Linked DNA regions of Mus musculus: region 2 is linked to region 1. Evidence: chromatin contacts called from ENCODE Hi-C data. All regions are on one chromosome and are shown on one strand. The core of a region is the stretch at or near the end of the contact, and the rest is flanking DNA. Distances in the headings are between cores, read along the strand shown.

Evidence for each region. A loop is a pair of places that touch in the nucleus more often than their neighbours do.
Region 2: a loop to region 1 is called in a map of T-helper 17 cell, with 1.9 times the contacts of the local background. The contact joins two enhancer-like sites. A Hi-C loop is called at or near these places in 1 of 37 maps with a recorded cell type or tissue (T-helper 17 cell).

Annotation. Positions count from the first base shown.
Region 1 is chr8:70,416,900-70,422,065 of GRCm38, reverse strand. The region is part of intron 1 of Crtc1 (CREB regulated transcription coactivator 1); the gene reads left to right. Among named protein-coding and RNA genes, the nearest start is that of Crtc1, 20 kb to the left of the region's middle. Within about 2 kb of position 3,010, at least 1 of the 3 ENCODE cell types and tissues checked has a DNase peak (open chromatin) inside an H3K27ac peak, as active enhancers do.
Region 2 is chr8:70,556,780-70,561,945 of GRCm38, reverse strand. The region is part of intron 1 of Ell (elongation factor RNA polymerase II); the gene reads right to left. Among named protein-coding and RNA genes, the nearest start is that of Ell, 20 kb to the right of the region's middle. Within about 2 kb of position 2,003, at least 1 of the 3 ENCODE cell types and tissues checked has a DNase peak (open chromatin) inside an H3K27ac peak, as active enhancers do.

The sequences.
Region 1 (5,166 bases), core at 1,761-4,260:
AAGGAGAGAACAGAGCCTGTGAGGTGTTCCCTGCCGGAAGACCGGTTGGGGACTGGAAGCTCACACTGTGTGTCACGGATTGTCAGAGAGTCCCAGTGTGAGAGGACAGGTCGGGCATGTGGTGGTGGTGCATGCCTCCCATCCCAGCACTCAGGAAGCTGCATGGCACCAGGTCAAGCAAGATGACACGTGTGTGATCCCAGCAGAGAGAAGCGGGGACAGCAGGCTCTGGGGAGCTTTCTGGCCCGTACACTTACTCTAACCAGGAACCTCTAGACCAGTGACAGACCCCGTCTTAAAAGGGGGACGGGATAGGGGCCTGACCAGATGGTGCAGCCAGCAGAGGCTCCTGCCACCAAACCTGCCAACCTGAGCACTGTCCCCAGGGTCACAGGTGACTCCACCGTGTTCTCCTCTGACCTCCCATGCCAGCTCCATTAAACAAGTAAACAAATGTAGAAACAATAGATAAAGATCCGGGAGGGGACGCAGGAAGCTGTGTGGCTCTGTGGCTACTGTGGGCACAAACTACCTCACAACTAACTCGGCAGGCAGTGCTAGAGGAGCCACCCAGGCCGACCTTTCCACACCCGGCCAGCCTGCGTCCACACAGAAATGCTCGTTTGGGCCGCCAGCAGCTCTGCTCTGCTCCCCTCTGCAATGAGTTCTAGAGTTGGAGCCCATCAGGGAGGAGGCTCAGCTCTGAAGACTTGCCCATAATTTTTCCTGGACAAGTCTGTTGTCCCATCCTCAGCTGATGCCCAACTGCCTCTTTCTGCTCAGTCTGGCCATGGCTGGGCCTTCCTATGTCCCAGCGACCTCCACAGAGACCTTCTAGAAAAGTCTGCATCTTCAGAGAGGCTACCCAGCTTCCTCTCAGCCCCACTGCCCATATCCTCCTATGGTCCATGCCAGTACCCCAAAAGGAAACAAAAGAAAAAAAACCTGCTGTCTGGCATAGTAATAAACACCTGTCACCCCAGCACTCAGGAAGTGGAGGCAGGAGAATTATGAATTCAAGGTCAGCATGGGCTACATGAGACCTTGCTTCCATGCTTGTGAGAAATGCTTTTTCCCGAAAACGAGGTAGATGTCTCTTGAGGAATTAAACTCGAGGCTGACATCTGTCCTCCACACAGAAGCACACTCATGCACATGCGCACGTACACACACACACACACACAGGGGAGGGGGTAAGTGTAGCGTCATGCCTGTCATCCTAGCACTAAGGCATGCAGACGTTCACGGTTGTCCACAGCACATAGCAGGCCAGTCTGTAGGCAGAGAGCCTCAGTTCCTTAGGGTCCAGCCATGGCAGCTCCCTGACTCCACAGCCCTCCAGGCCCTCACAGCTCCTGGCACTGTCATGGTCTAGGTCTAGCACACCCTCCTGGCCCCTCCATGTTGGCTACCCGTGGAGCTAGCCTGGCCAGCTCTTGCTGCTCTTGCTCGCCACTGCCCAGCCATCTTCCTTGCGCATCTCCCAGGGTCCTCAGCCTCTTTCCTGCGACTGTCTGCCTCCCCTGTCACGCTCTGGGCCTTTGCTGAACCCACAGCATAACGAGATTAGGTCACAGATGTGTGGTGTGCAGCACAGGGCTCCATTCTCTATCTGCCTTTGCTGTGGCTTTGACCATCTTATCATCCCTTGGCTTCTGGCCACATCCCTCTCCTTAGGTCCAGCCCTCATGTTTCAGACCTTTAGCTGACTCGGCAGAGACCCCAGTTTTTAATGCAGCTACCTTTAGAGGTTTAGGTAGGTGTGAGTTTCTTGGTAGGGCACAAATTTGTTTAGTGAAGTGAGGGGGTGAACAGTCCCCAAGCCTGTTCACCCTAGGCTATGTAACTAGACCCTGTGTGGTCGGTCACCTGCCCCACAGCCTCCTGCTGCCTCCCATCGTAGGTCCCTACTTACATGGGGCGTGACTCAAGCACAGAGCTTAAACCCAGTAAGTGTCCCATACTTAACCAGCCTGGCAGGGCCCAGCCCAGCCAGGAGTGGGCGGCAGCTGGTCAAGCCCTCAGCTCAGCACAGAAGGGCCCAGTGCTGTGCACTCCCGCAGGAAGACCTGACACCTCTGGGCTCTGCCTGGTCTTAGCAGGCTGTTGGTGCTGCTTCCCTGAGGACTTGAGGTATGTGGGTATTCTAGGCTTTCCACATTTTCATTGTTTTTGAGACAGGGTCTCTCATGTAACCCAGGCTGACTCACTGTGTGAAACCAAGGATGACCTCAAATCCCTGATCATCTGCCTTCATCTCCTGAGATTCAGGCTCGTGCCACCATACCTGCTGTATGTAGTGCTAGGAACAGAATCCAGGGCTTTGTGCGTACTTGATGAGTATCCTGTGACTTAGCTACAAGCATTCCACCTACTGAGCTCCAGCTCCAGTCTCCAGCACAGCTAGGTTTTTTTGTTTAGATTGGTTTGGTTTTTGTTTCTTGAAACAGGGTTTCTCTGTATAGCCCTAGCTGTCCTAGAACTTGCTCTGTAGAGCAGTCCGGCCTCAAACTCACAGAGAGTTGCCTGCCTCTGCCTCCAGAGTGCTGGGATTAAAGGTGTGTGCCCAATGCCCAAGACACCTCCCATTGACTCATGGGACAAGCTGGCTTTAACAGAGACTCCTTTCTGACCTGTGGCCCCTTGGTGCCTCAGTTTCCCTTACTGGAAACCAAAGACTCAGAAATGTCTCTTCCCTTTGTGAGACCCCACTCAGGAATTGGAACTTGGCCAATTGGAAGGGCTGGGGTACCCTATGGAGGAATGAGGGCCCCACAAAAACAGCTGTTCTGCACAGACCCCAAGGGACCCGTCATAGCTCTGGGTCCAAGTGCCTGTGTCCAACCTCCACCACCGTCTGGAGAAACAGCCGGCGCCGCCCGCCACAGACCCGCTCATTCCCGGGTCTGGAAATTTGGCAGCGGCTACAGAGCCTGATTAAAGCATTCCGAGGCTCCGCCGTGCTTGTGTACGGAGTCTGTGTTTATAGTGGGCTGGAGAGATGGGGGAGGCCAGAGGCCCACGGGGGCTGTGCTGACTCAGCCTGGAATCTGCATGCCTGTGTCCTCCTCCATGTATTCTATCAACCTGGGCATTGTTCCCTTCTGAGGGCAGAGTGCCCTCAGTGTACCAGGTCATCCTGGTGACACAGCAGAGCAGAGATAAGAACCCAAATGATACAAACATGGTGGCTTATTATTCCCTGTACTCAGGGACAGAGACAGGTGGATCTCTGAGTTCAAAGCCAGCCTGGTCTACATATTGAGTTCTAGAATAGCCAGAGCTACATAGTAAGACCCTGTCTCAAAAATAAAATAATTTTTTAATTGGAAAAAAAACCCCAAATATAAGAGTTGGAACCTTTGGCTCTTTCAGAATCAAAAGTATGAAGATCAACTGGGTAGTAGTGCATGCCTGTCATCCCAGCACTGGAGGCTGCAGCAGGGGCTTAGAGCCAGTCTGGGTTATATGAGACTATCTAAAAAAACATGATCAATCAGGCAATAGAAGTACCCGCTGCTCTGCACAGACCTGAGCTTGGCTCCCAGCATGTCTTTAGGGACCTCGGAATCCGACACTTCTGGCCCTGTGCACTCCTGCAAACAGGTGTGGTTCGTGCACACAATTAAGACAATTTAAATGAAATCATAAAAATAAAAGTTGAGCTTAGTGGTTGGTGCACACTTGTAGCCCCAATGTTCAGATGCAGGGCAGGAAGCTTAGAGTCTGAGATCCTGTCAGGGCAGAGCACTTGTCTAGTGTGCTTCTAGTCTTAGGCTTCACCCCCAGCACTGCGAAAACAAAGAGACCCAAAAAGGAACAAGTGTTGGGGAGGAGGTGAGGCTGGAAGCTTCGAGCTTGTGGGAGTTTGACACATGCAGCTGCCGGGGAAGACGCCACAGCCAGGGAGCCCAGAACTGCCAGGCAGCGCCACAGCTCCCCCCCTGGTGTGCAGCGAGTCAGCTCCCACTCCTCCAGGTGTACGCTAGGATCTGTAGGCAGGGGCTCCAGCGCACACTTGCATACTTAGGTTCACAGATTATTCCCAACCGCCAAAAGATAGAAAAGCATGCCTAGTGTCAGTCATCTGAGAAATAGATAAACAGTGACGCTGTGTGCTCCTCCTGGGGCATGCAGTGAGCCAGATGGACCCCAAACACACAGGACATGACAGAAGCCAGACTTGAAAGGCCACATCTTGTATAGCTGTGGGGCCGAGAAATGTCCAGAACATCTAGAGAGATGGGAAGCAGGGTTGGGGCTGCCAGGGTGAGGAGGGACTGGCCCGAGCCCCTCGCACACTGTCCGTAGTTGCACCAGGCTGCCCCTGCCAATCCCTCATCACTGCCACACTTAAACCTCGGGTGCTCTAGGTTACTGGATTGTGCTCGGGTGGGTCCGTCAGGCATGTAGGGCACGTGAGAAAAACATATCCTGGCTCTGGCTCAGGCATCTTCCTTTAGACTTGCAAGGGAGCAGAGAAGGAGACGGTGGGTGGCTGGGGTGAGCACATGAGAGCCTGAGTGCTGGTCCCCACGCCCTGCTGAGCATAGGGTCCTGCCTTCAGTCCTCAATGGCTCGTATGGGTCCTGACTCCCATCCACGGCAGAGAGGGGAAGAATCTAGAGATCAGGTATTTCAAAGTCTTAGAATAGGGGCACACAAACCCTCTCCACAGGAGTGGATTGGATGAGAGGTTACAGTTCTTGTCCCCATCTTCCTTGCCACGCTAGAGCCCTCTCTTCCCATTGTTGGAGATTGTAGCAAGCCAGTCCTTATTGCCTGGTGGCTGGTTCTGCTCCACCTAGGTGAGCTGAAATCCTCGTGTGAGGCCATGACAGTGCAACAGCCTGGCTCTGTGGAATCTAAGAGCTTAGCTGTAGGGAGCAGATGGTACCTCTCCGGGAGAGCTTGGGGACGTGGGTGGTGACAGGGCTGGGGCAGCATGGGCAGGGGAGGCAGTCAAGGTGTCCGATGTAGTGGGGAAGGAGTCCCAGTCTCTATCTAGGCGTGGCTTCAGTGCTGTCTTAGGTCCCTGCCCTTGCACACACTCCCCCCAAGGCCCTTGTCCCTGCCCTCCTGCACTTCAGCAGCTCCTCCAACTTTCCCTGAGCTTGCTGCCTCCTGCTGTGCTTTTAGAATCCAGGGAGATTAGCTCTCCCTCTC
Region 2 (5,166 bases), core at 754-3,253, 140 kb before region 1:
CTCCTGCCCCAGCCACTCAGTTGGCTGTGACAGCAGTGTCAGGAGGTCAAGAGCAGCCTGGGCCCTGCCCTGCAGCACAGAAGCCCAGTCATGGAACTTAGGGCTCATGAAAAAGCCTGAGTGTAGAGATACACACTGTTATACTGTCAGGATCTGATCAGAGAGTGAGCACAGACACTCAGGGTAGACTGTAATCTCCAGTCCTCACAAGGCAGGCTGTATTCTCACCCAAAGCCAGCTAGGACAAGCAGGCCCAACTTTAACAAAAAGAGAGGTAAGTTCTCTGGTATACCCGCCTACTGGAGCTGTGGCATATGTCCCTGTGTCGACAGCACTTGCAAAGCTAAGGGGATGGCAGGAAGGACTGCAGGCTGGACTCCTCAAGTTTTTCTTTGGATCCATTTATCATCTGTCTTCAGACAAAAACGGGCTTATCTTCAGGGTGAAAAGTATGAAGGGAAGCAGCTGGGCTCTGCTCTGGGACTCTGCAGTAGAACTGACCTTGCAAAAAAGTCACTTTTGGGAAGTTTCTCAACAGTTCTATCAGGTCAGGAGAATCCTGAGAAGATCGAGGGAATGCATGCCTGTCAGCCTGCAAGCCCAAGACTCCCTGTGGCTTATGTCTCCACAACCTCAGATCTCAAGGTCCCTCCAACAAGCTCTAGCCTCCTCCAACAGCTTTGCAGGAGTCTTCAGAAGGAAATCTCACTAGGGCATCTATCATCACAGCTCTAATGCTCAGACAGTGACCAGCTTGGTCTTGAGCCCTCTGTGAGGCTTACACAGAGCTATGAAGCCAGTGTTCCCACTGTATATTGCTCTTGCAGCTGTCTACCTGGCTGACTCCTGGTATGCTGACAGCCTTGTCCTAACAAGGTGGTATCTCATGGTCAGCAGGCACAGTGGGCACAAGTGTTAGAAAAGCCCATCTAACAGTGCTAACTCCTGAGCTGACAGCCTAGCATGGGTTGAAAGGAGGTACACAATGACACTGACCACACATACAGCTCTGGAGTCCTCTGACCCCTAGCCACCAGGCACAGTTGGGTCCTGTGACTTGCTGGCTGGTTCTCCAAGAATAGCTCTTCCTGTCTCTAGAGTGTTTTAAGAACTCCAGGCACAAAGCTGCATCAGAACACACATGGCCCTCCTACCCACCCACACTCCACACATGGGTGCACATGCACACACATAGAGAGATAATCTGTGCACAGACACACCTACTTGCTTTCCCAATCCTAGACAAAGGCTGGTCTCTGGTGCACGAGTCAGAGACACTTGGGGGGGTCTCTAGAGAGGGGTGTGGCCACAAGCTCCTGAATTCAATACCAGCTTATCAACTGCCTATAACTGGATGCTTCTCGGCCATTCTGGCTACGAGGAGGATTTCAACGTACACAGCGCCAGCCAGGGAGGAAAGGCCTTATAGGAACACGAGTTCCAGAATGGTCCCAAAGAACCTGGAACCTGTCCCACAGGCAGATACTTAGATGTCACAGGACTCACCAGTGTGTCTTGTGGAGAGAGGCAGTCCTCATCAATGTTCCATGTGCATCACACTCAAGAGAGCTGAGGCTCAGGCAGCTCAGCAGGGCAGAAGCGCCCTCCAGAGGGCCCAGAGTAGTAGGATCTACAAAGATCAGGCCTACAGCAGCCAGACACACTTCCTCCTTCCTTTGGCAACAGCCTTCTTCCTGGCTTAAGTTCAAGGGCAGGAAGCAGCTTTGCTGAACACTCCTTGCCCTTGGCCATGAGGGCAACCCAGGAGCCAGATGGCAGGAGTTGACTCTCACTGTAGTCTATGACAACAAGTCTATGCCCATGATGGTGAGACGTCATGGCAAAACTGTGAGACAATGGCCAAAGCTATTGACACTACTAAGTGCCAGCTAGGACACAATGGAACTCTCAGCACCACTGTGCAAATGTGGCATCACCACTGCCACAGGTGAAGTCTCCTTAAGATGCTACCTTGAGGTCCCAAAAGTTCACTCCTCTACACAGCCTCAGGGGAGTGGAGGTCACAGAAAGAAGGCAATGGCACACACCTACTCCTCACACTCAGGAGGCAGAGGCAGGGTATGGGAAACTTAAGGCAAGGCCTCTGTACATCAGAGGCCAGCCTGGCTATATGCTATCTCCAACAATGCCTCAAGCAGAATGGAGTAAAAGCACTGGCCAGACCAGGAAGGTGGCTCCTAGGAACATGGATGAAAACACAGACACAGCGATGTACATCTGGAATCCCAGCACTCCTGTGGCCAAAAAAGTACAGACAGGAGTGTGTGCCTGGAGAACAGGATCGATTGCCTCTGAGGGACAGAGCCAACCACTCCAGAAGGGGCTCTTCTCTGCTCTGTTCTGAGACAGAGGTTCACTGTGCAATGCTGACTGACCTGGAACTCAAGACCAGGTGAGCTCCAAACCTGATGATTGCTGGGATTAAAGGCACGTGTTAAAAGTGGAAAAACAAAGATGTCCATGGTTTTTCAAATCATGTGGGTACATGTGTTTCCGGGGTTGATGGAGCACATGAATGAACTGTTTTATCATATAATGGGATAGATGGACCCTAATGGTACAGACCCAGCATCCTCAGTACCTTGAAGGGGAAAGGCCACCCTAGGCTACAAAGAAGGACCCTGTCTCAAAAATACCCAAACAAAGGCTGGAGATATGGCTCAGAGGTTAAGAACACTGGCTGCTCTTCCGAGGTCCTGAGTTCAATTCCCAGCAATGGTGGCTCACAACCATTTGTGATGATATCTGGTGCCCTCTTCTGGCCTGCAGGCAGAACACTTTATACATAACAAATAAAACTTAAAAAAAAAAAAAAAAACGAAACAAGAGGCTGGAGAGGTCCAACAGTTAGGAACACTTACTGCTCTTGCAGAAGACCCGGGTTCCATTCCCAGTACATACATGATGCTTATAACCATCTATGGCCCCAGTTCTGGGAGATCCAATGCCCCTTCTGAGCTCTGAAGGCACCAGGCACATGGTGTGGACATAGACTCAGGCACACATACATCAAATTAAATAAACATTAAATAACAAAAGGGACATGCCACAGGTGGAAACGCAAAACTGTCATCCCAGCACTCCAGAGGAGGTAGAGATGTGAGTTCAAGGCATCTTCCACAAAACAGACTTCAGGACTGGGCTAGGTGAGCCTGTTTCAAAAGCAATCAGCTGCCTCAGGGCATGGGGACTGAGAAGGAACAGAGGGTAGGCATGGGAGAGTGGAAGAACTGTGCACGGTGCTGTACCAAAGGCTCAGAACTCACCAGACCTCACACAAACAATGCACATACGAGCTTGTTTGTTTGGACATGAATAGTTCCCACAAGTTCAGTGTTTGAACACTCTGTCCCTGCAGGTGGTGCTGTGTTAAAGGTGGCATCACCAAAGGGTGGGGCCTAGCTGGGGAAGGGGAAAAATGTGGGCAGGCTTTCCTGTTCCTGGCCCCACTGGCAGTCTGAGATGTTTTTATCTGTTGTCGGAGTATGTCCAGCCACAGTTCCTGCTACCACACATCAAACCGCTTTAGCCATAAGATTCAAGGGACAAAAGCAGCACATGAGTCCCTGTCCTGTGTCCTGCCATAGTGGCAGAAGAGTAAGCTGGGCAGGGACTGAGGCAGGGTGGGGATGCTATGAGAAGCCTTAGCACATGGGGCAGACTGGCAGCAGCAAGTGAGCAGGTTCTGCACTTCCACAAGGCTCTGTACAGCATGTTCATGGTGGGCTCCAGCAATGAATCTGGCTGTGCCCAGCCTTCAGGGAGAGTGTACCTAAAACTAACAGAATAAGCCAGGCACAGCAGAGCAGCCTTTATCCCAGCACTCAAGGCAGAGGTAAGTGGATTTTTCTGTGTTTGAAGCTAGCCTGATCTACATATCGAGCTCCATGCCAACCAGAACTGTACAGTGAGACCCAATCTCAGAAAATAAGCTAAACACAATAAACTAGCAGAGGAAATTTCAAGAGAGCAGAGCACCAGGCTTTGGAATGATCCCTATCCACTGCTCTTAGTCAGACTACAAGCAGAGAATAGACCAGGAAGATGTGGACAATGTACACTGTGGGGAGGTAAAGAGCAAATTGAAAGTGGACAAGGTGGCTGTGCAAAGCACAGAGGGGCTGTAATTGCTCAGAGCTCAATGGGAATCTGACATGGACCTGGTTCTAACATAACAGGAAAATGTCTTGCAGGCAGGCTCCACTCCTCAGACTCAAGGTGAGAGACCAAGACCCTTTGGAAAACATTCCTTTGAGAATCTGAAGAGACAGCCAAATGCAAAGATGCTCTACTGTAACATGACCACCTGGGTATATGTCCTTCAGGTTCAGCTGAGCAAACAGAGCTGCTGCAGCCACAGCTCAGGGCTGTGACAACACTTTGAGATGGCAGCAGAACCCACACTGGCTCTATGTGCTAACTTCACAGGCATGCAGGATGCAGCAGTGGCAGGGTCATAAAGACTCAGACCAAGGTTCCAGAATTAAAGTGTGAGAGTCAGGTAACATGGACCCAGGCTGCATGTTACATGGAGGTCCTGAAGGCACAGAGAGAGGAAGGTGAAACATCAGTTGTAATGGAGACAAGGGGATGCCATGATGGCCAGGAACATGGGATGCTGTGCTGATTCAGGTTTTTGTCAACCTGACATAAGCCAGAGTAATCTGGAAAGGGGGAGTATCATCTGAGGCGTCATCTCCGTCAGAACGGCCAGCAGGCAAGTCTCGAGGAGGGCATTTTCTTGATTAATAATTCCTGTGGGCAGTGCCAGCAGGTGTGCAGGAGAGCAGGCAGAGCAAGCCAGTAAATAAGCAGTATTCCTGCCAGACAGTGGTGGCGCACACCTTTAATCCCAGGAAAAAAAAAAAAAAGCATTCCTCCTCCATGGCCTCTGCTTAGGCTCCTGCCTTAATGTCCTGCCCTGAATTCCCTTGATAATGGACTACAACTATAAGCTAAAATAAACTCTTTTCTCCCCAAGTAGCTCTTGGTCAGTGTTTTACCACAGCAACAGAATGAGCTCTAAGACCGATACCCAGCAAGGAAAGTTGTGGGCACAAAGCAGAGCAGGCACAAGAGAGGTTCCACTCGCCACAGGCCAAGGAGCTACCCAAGACTTCAAATGTTGCTGCTGTGAGCCCAAGA